Linked DNA regions of Homo sapiens: regions 1 and 3 are each linked to region 2. Evidence: chromatin loops called from intact Hi-C (ENCODE). Cell type or tissue: PC-3. All regions are shown on one strand. Region 1 has its middle 49 kb from the start of PTHLH. Region 2 has its middle 280 kb from the start of FAR2. Region 3 holds the start of LOC124902907 (a long non-coding RNA gene).

What was found. Peaks named below come from ENCODE experiments on the same cell type or tissue, not always from the same donor. Only the 100,000 strongest peaks of a DNase experiment are listed, where the experiment ranks them.
Region 1: it touches region 2 in a loop (6-fold over the local background); 2 of 110 quality-filtered maps call a loop at or near these places.
Region 3: a loop joins it to region 2, with 2.4 times the contacts of the local background. A loop is called at or near these places in 6 of 110 quality-filtered maps.

The regions. Positions count from the first base shown.
Region 1 is chr12:28,020,578-28,023,077 of GRCh38, forward strand. No RefSeq gene overlaps it. Among named protein-coding and RNA genes, the nearest start is that of PTHLH, 49 kb to the left of the region's middle. RefSeq lists an enhancer at 2,462-2,500. In PC-3, no CTCF peak of the experiment used is centred here; a DNase peak (open chromatin) is centred at 1,324; H3K4me3 peaks cover 1,161 bases; H3K27ac peaks cover 2,500 bases.
Region 2 is chr12:28,868,063-28,870,562 of GRCh38, forward strand. No RefSeq gene overlaps it. Among named protein-coding and RNA genes, the nearest start is that of FAR2, 280 kb to the right of the region's middle. In PC-3, no CTCF peak of the experiment used is centred here; a DNase peak (open chromatin) is centred at 1,309; H3K27ac peaks cover 2,104 bases.
Region 3 is chr12:28,768,984-28,771,483 of GRCh38, forward strand. All of the region lies in intron 2 of LOC105369711 (a long non-coding RNA gene), which reads right to left. It overlaps LOC124902907 (a long non-coding RNA gene), which reads left to right and starts at 1,816. Exons shown (of 4, transcript XR_007063256.1): 1 at 1,816-1,873. In PC-3, no CTCF peak of the experiment used is centred here; a DNase peak (open chromatin) is centred at 1,558; H3K27ac peaks cover 1,579 bases.

The DNA of each region.
Region 1 (2,500 bases), 850 kb before region 2:
GTTTCAGTCACATGTGATGGATTGGGGACATAGAGGTCAATATTTTCAAGGTACAGAGGAAAGGTACATAATTCTGTTTGCGCACGGAGATACCAGGAAAGGCTTTGGTGAATGTGATGTTCGGACAGTCCCAAATAATTTTTTTATAAAGTGCTTGTCAAGTTTCTTTCCAGTTAGGTTTTATCAAATCACAATGTTGATGTGGTAAAAGATTTACTCCTTCCTTCCATTATCAAACCTATATCAATATTTGTGTTATCATTAAATCTAAAGATATTTTAGAATGCTTAACATTTACCTGCAAGTTGCTTTAATTTACTCAGGTTATATTTGAGGATAATATAGTACAGAAGCTATATAGAGTCTGTTCGTGATCTTCATGCTTTCAATTACATGGAATGACATGGCAGACAAAATACAGACCTTGGAGTCCCATTTAAAAGATGCCTCTGCCACTAACTAAGCTTGGGTGAGTTAATCTTGCTAAGCTACAATTTTCTCAGCGGCAAGACTAGAATAACAATCAAGACATTGCATGATTATTGAAAAAATTAAATGAGAGAATGAACAAAGCATCTGGAATATAATAGGTATTTTGGGAATATAATAGGTATTTTGGGAATAACTATGACTGCTTATTTGCATATTGGGGTTCTCTGTATAGATTTCAGGAGTTCTTTATACATATTAACCTTCTATCCTATTTAATGGAAATGACTGCTGCAACATGTTGCTCTCCTATTTTCAAATTACAGCATAATATCTTTATATTTTACTTTTTGAAACTGAGTTTCACTCTGCCACCCAGGCTGGAGGGTAGTGGCACGGTCACGGCTCACTGTATCCTTGACCTTTCCACCCAAGTGATCCTCCCACTTCCCAAGTAGCTAGGGCCACAGGCACGTGCCACCACACCCAGCTAATTTTTAAATTTCTTGTAGAGATGGGGTCTCCCTATGTTGCCCAGGCTACTTTTAGATTTTAAAAGCTCTATACATTTGTTTTTATTTTCTTTATGTTTTAAAGTTGAATCAGTTATTGTTCCTCTACAATGCTGTTAAATATTAGCATTTCTGATTGTTTTTCTACTGTAAGATAATAGAATTCTTTCAATTACCTGAGATCTATTTGGGTGTATAGAAACTTAATGTTTGACATCACAAATATCAGTTGCAATTTTATATTTTTCTACAATAAAAGCTACTGCCTCAATAAATGAGAGTTCAATGTTGCGAGTGTTTTCTTTCCGGTACCCAAGGCCACAGATTTCCCAAGTAAGACACAATAGATCTGCAGCTTGTTGAGACAGATGAAACCACACACCTGACGTTAAATCAATGAAATCATAGAGGCTGAGATAATATTTACAGAATTAGTCATGTTGACAAACAGTAAGCTCTGTTCGTTATGTATTTACTTGTCATAGACCACTAAAGGAAAAAGTTAATATTTCTTAGAACTGTCTCTATTGTAATCTGAATCTAAAACTTCAAATAAAAATTCTGGTCAATTGCAAAGCCTAACTTACACGATCTGGAAATTTAAATTGTGTTTTTTTGGACATGATTTTGAATTAATATTTATATTTAAGAGCTGAAAGATAAAGGAAGAGTAACCCAATTAAAAATTTGTGTTTTTAACAGGAGAAAACCCTTTTGCAATCTAGCCTTATTTATTTACATGGCCTCATCTCCCATAGCTTTGAACTTTATACCAGAAGTTCTGAAATTTGAAGAGATTTTTCTACCTCATATGCCTTTGAACATGACAGTCCGCTTAGGCAAGTCTTATAATGGACTTTCAATTTTTAGAGGTCTGATCAGCTTCTTATTCTTCTAGACCCAACATAAACACAAAAACTTCTCTAAAACCTTCAGGCATTAATGCCTGACTCTCTCCCTTGGTCACCTGGGGAATTATACACTTTCTCTGTTGCATGAAGCTCATTGCATGTGCCTGGGAGGAGGTATTCATTGATTTTGGAGCAAGGACTCTTAAATCAGACATGGGCTTCAGTCCTAGCTCTTCCATTTATTAGCAGTGCAACCTTGAATAAGTCAAGCAGCCTCTTTATGTCTCAGTTTTCTTACCTGTAAGACGGGGATAACGATAATATCTCATAGCATTGTGAGAAATAAATGAAATGATGCATGTTAAACATCTAGTCCAGTTTCAGACACATAATAAAGACATTGTGGATGCGGGTTACTCTTTGTTTCTATAACTATTACCCCATTAGTTAGCTATTGCTGCAGAACAGATTACCCCAAAACTTGGTGGCTTAAAACAACTAACATTTATTTTCTTAGTTTCTGTGGATCAGAAACCTGGATGCAGATTATTTGGGTGCCTGTGTGTATTAGTCTGTTCTTGCATTGCTATAAAGAAATTTCTGAGACTGGGTCATTTATAAGAAGATAGGTTTAATTGGCTCATAGTTCCATAGGCTGTACAAAAAGCCTAACACTGGCATCTACTTCTGGGGAGGCCTCTGAAAGCT
Region 2 (2,500 bases):
GGTCAACTCTTTTTTAAAAAACAATTTTTTTGTAAAGATGGAGTCTCGTTCTGTTGCTCAGGCTGTTCTGAAACTCAGGGACTCAAACAATCCTCCGGCCTTGGCTTCTTAAGGTGCTGAGATTACAGATGTGAGTCTCTGCATCCAGCCCCAGGTCAACTCTTCCTAGGAAAGTACACCAGAGACAACTTGGTTCAGAATAAAACATTACCCATTTCCTTATTTCAATTTTCTTTGTGTCCCTGTAGCACCTACAGAATAGCTAGCAAGTTCACCTAGCAAGTTCTCAATAACAAAGTGTTAAATAAAAGAGCCCATTGCAAGCCTACAGTTTATTAACTTAAGACCCTTAAATTGACCTTAAATGCTTTGGTGAGTGAAGTGGTAGAAAAGACTGATACTGCAGGTATCAAAACCAGTTTTGTGGCAATTATCATATACACAAGGGGAATGAAATGTTATAGTTCAAATGCGGTAACTTGAAAGTTTTATTAATAAAACTGAGCCTGCCAGATACCACCACGTAACTGGAAGTTTTCAAGTGCTCTCCTGGGGGCGTCTCAGCATGGTCAGTGTAAACATTCACTTACATTGAGATTATTGTAAACCACCCTGTGCTGTGAAACTCATCATAATGCAAACTAATTACCATGAGACAGGCACAGTAAGTTTAGTACATCTCATCTCTCCCGTTCTCCTCCTTACGTCCATGCTCCCTTTTTGAAGTATGTAAGAAGGTCTCTATTTTACTTTTTCATCAGTTCTTAGTTCATTACAATGAAACAAACATTACGATGAGCATTTACTATATACTATATACTGGGGATTTCTTGTAATCAAGAAGCTTACTCGGTCCAACAGGTTGGCATATTTTTCATTCTTTTAATGGTCACACTTATTCATTCCTAAATTTGACACTGACTTATAATGATAAATAAATTGACTACCATAGATACTAAAAGAATCATCTGAAATTCAGATTATCCCAATTTCTCCCAATTTCATCCTTTATTTTGACTGGTGGTGTCTAAGTGCATGCAAGACAAGCTCTTTCTCTGTGAATTTCAAAGGGAGTGCACTAGGAAAAAACTTCATGTTTTTTTCTTCTGTAAATCGTCAATTTGGAGGGTTTTTTTGGTACAAATGGAGTCAGAGTGCTTTATTCCCTTGTATCTCTCACATTATGTGGGTTTGTTAACTGCATGAGTCATATGGCTACAACTTTTGAAAATTTCAGACTTAACAATAAACAGTAAGAGAACAGATCTCCTTTATCTCTGGAGCTGGGTATTCCGTCATTTATAGACAGTTGCCCAGAGCTATGAAATGCTGAGTGTGTGAGTGACCAACTAGGGGAGGTGTTTGGAGCAGACATTCACTCCGTCTGTGTCTGTATAATACTTGCCTGAGACCTGTTTATCTTCCATCTCTAACCTCAGCAAATCTGTGTCCGTGACTAGGGAAATGTGGGAGAACTCAAGGGGGCATAAAAATAAAAAGATGATTTCGTTTTATAAGAACATGAAAGAAACTGACATGCTCTGTTGAAGTGCCCAGTAGTTCAGAATGTGACCTTATGTGGAAACAGGGTCTTTGAATGTGACCTTATGTGGAAAAGGGGAAATTGAATGTGGTAATCATTTCTACATTCATTTCCTGGGGCTGCCATTAAAAAGGTACTACATACCAGGTGGCTGAAACAACAGAAATGTATTGTCTCACAGTTCTGGAGGCTAAAAATCCAAACTCAAGATATCAGCAGGACTGGTTGTTTCTGAGGGCACTGAGGGAGAATCTGTTCCACACCTGTCTCCTGGCTTTTGGTAGCATCAGGCATTCGTTGGCTTGTAGATGGCATTCTCTCTGCATTTTCACATTATCTTCCCTCTATATATATCTGTCTCCATGTCCAAATTTCTCCTTTTTATAAAGACACCAGTCATATTGGATTAGGCCCACCCTAATGCTCTCATTTTAACTTGATTACCCATATAAAGACCCTGTTTCCACATAAGGTCACATTCTGAACTACTGGGCACTTCAACGTATCTTTGGGAAAGATAATTCAACCCACAGCAATCACCAAGAAAGTGAAGTGACATGCAGACTTAGAAGCAAACCTAATAAATCTGCATTCTTTAAATAAAAGCCTTGTGGCTCTTCCTCCTCACACAGCTTCAGTCCTTAGACTGACTTGTGCCCGACTTAAATAAGGACTGTGTGTGAACAGAATTTTCTACCTCCTGAGGCTCTGAATATATTTCAAGATAGAACCATGAATTTGTGTATTCATTCCAGGCCAGGTCTGGGGCAATAATTCTAAATCACAGTGCCAAATCTGTTATTAGTTAACTTGTTTTCCAAGCTACTTTTTTATGAGTCTTCATTTTTTGATCTGTCAAATGGGCATGAGTATGTATGTCTTAACTATCCCACTAGAATATATAAACTCTGCAAGTATAGGGATGTTAGTGTATTTTGCTCACTAAAATATTCCAAA
Region 3 (2,500 bases), 99 kb before region 2:
CAATACTAGGATTGTGTTCCTTTCTGGAAGAGAGAATTTGTTTCTTTGCCATTTGCAAATTCAAGAGGGTTCCCGCATTTCTTGACTCTTGGCTTCCTTTCATGTTTAAATTCAGCAATATGAGTTTCTCATATCACATCAGTCTGATACTGACCCTTCTGCCTCCTTCCCCAACTTTTAAGGACCTTTGTGACTACATAAAACACACTCAGATAATCCAAGATAATCTCCCCATCTCAAGGTTAGCTCATTAGCAGCCTTAATTTCATCTTCAACCTTAAATCTCTTTTCCCATAATAATACATATTTCTAGGTTCCGGGAATTAGGGTGCGGGCATTTTGGGGAGATCATTATTCTTAAGGATCACATTTAGGTGTCACCCCAAGCACATGATAACTCCCCAAGATAAAGTGAATCATGTTCTTCTCAGCTTTATTATTCCACACATAATGGCTACCTCTTTTTTTTTTTTTTTTTTTTGAAACAGAGTCTCACTCTGTCACCCAGGCTGGAGTGCAGTGGCATGATCTCGGTTCACTGCAGCCTCCTCCTCCTGGGCTCAATCAATTCTCCTGCCTCAGCCTTCCAAGTAGCTGGGACTACAGGCACACACCACCATGCTGGGGTAATTTTTGCATTTTTAGTAAAGATGGGGTTTTACCATTTTGGTCAGGCTGGTCTCGAACTCCTGACCTCAGGTGATCCACCCTCCTTGGCCTCCCAAAGTGTTGGGATTACAGCCATGAGCCACTGCGCCTGGCCAATGGCTACCTCTTATTCCATCTCTTAGCAAATTGTGCTGTGATTGTTTGTGTCACCAACTGACACCTTCATTCAGGGGAGCAAGGCCTTTGTTTTTCTTATTTATCTCTGTGTCTTCATTCCTCATCTACTTGCCTGGATTTCCATCAAAGTGTGTAGAAAACAGCAAGCTCTTAATAAAAAAAACTGTTGAGTTAACTGAGTGGAGGAAACAGAATATTGGTAGGGTTCTATGAGTTGGGTAAATTGTTTGCGAAGTGGAAGTGAATTTCAGGGCCATTTGGTGATAGGATAGGAATATATGAATGGAAGTCAGATAAATCTTTATCTTTGGAGACAAGGCTGGGAAATCACACTCAATGAAATAGGCACAAGAATTTAACACCAGGCAATGACTGGAATTTGTGTAATTTTATCTCATACTGTATTGTAATTTAGGAATTGCTTATTTATGAAATTTTGCTTCATTAGGAAGAAAGCCTAAAGTGAAAGTCAGGCTGAATGTACTAACATATCACAAAGAGGTACCATAATGATATGAAGTTGGGAAACCAATAAGTACATTTAGTTTGTTTGTTTTTAAGTATAGGTAACTAACACAAACAAGTAGATAAAAGAACCATCCCTGTTTATTCATCACTCCCAAGGGATATTGGTGTTTTGATTTAGATGATAAGGATAGTTCTGTTTCCTTCATAGTCTGAGCTGTCCCTTGGGTGGAGAAGGTCAATAGGTTGGGTTGTATAAGTATGACGCATATTTCCTTCAAGCAACAATCAATTTCCTTTTTTCGATTTTGTGCTTCCTACACGCCCTCTGATAAATAGTCTGGTCTCCCGGGGGAACCACTCACCAGGAAGGGAGTGCCCTGTTCAGATCTGACCAGTCCTGTTCCCAGCCCTGGTAGTGGTTGGACCACTGAAAATTAAGAAATCTGTGTCCTAGTTAATAGCTGTCTTCATGCGTGTTATTAGAATGAATCAATTTTCCAGAGCCTACTGGGCAGTCTAAGAAATAGAATGTACCTAAAAACATATTGTCCAAGACCAGCCCCTTGCTCATAACCAGCCCAGGAGGATGTAACCCTCTATGAGTCCTGTCTGTACTCAGGTATCTGTCTGTGAGTGCTACTGTGACAGTTAATTTTTTGACTAATATAGTTATACCAGCTAGCTGATGGTGTGATTTCATGTGGCAGGCAATAGATAGCCATTGTACCTTCTTAAATCATTAGGGAAGTAAGCATGGTGAAAGTGGAGCTTCAGAGGGATTTAATCTGACCTTGCTGTGTAGAAAGGATTAAAGGGCTACAAAAGACTGGGTAGTCAGTAAGGAGACTGTGAAAATATTTCCTGAAGAAGAGGCCCTGGAAGAGAGGGATGATGTTTAGACATTATGAAGGAAGAAACTGACCACTACCATGGATGTGGGGTATGAAGAACCAGTATCAGCCTAAGATGACTCTTTGATTTTGATTGTGGACACCAGCGTGTGGCTAATATGACAGAATAATTAATCAGAAACTTAATAAAGGTTTTGGTGGCCCCTAAATTAAAGGTATAAAATAATTTCAAATATAATTGTTTTTTGAAAAAAAGAATGTCAGGTAAACTGTTTTTTCCAAAAGATTTATTAGCAACAACTCATATCAAGGATTAATATCCAAACTTTTGAACTATGATTATCAGTTTCATTTGCTAAGCTCTCATTTGCTTTTTAAAAAATTAATTCATATTA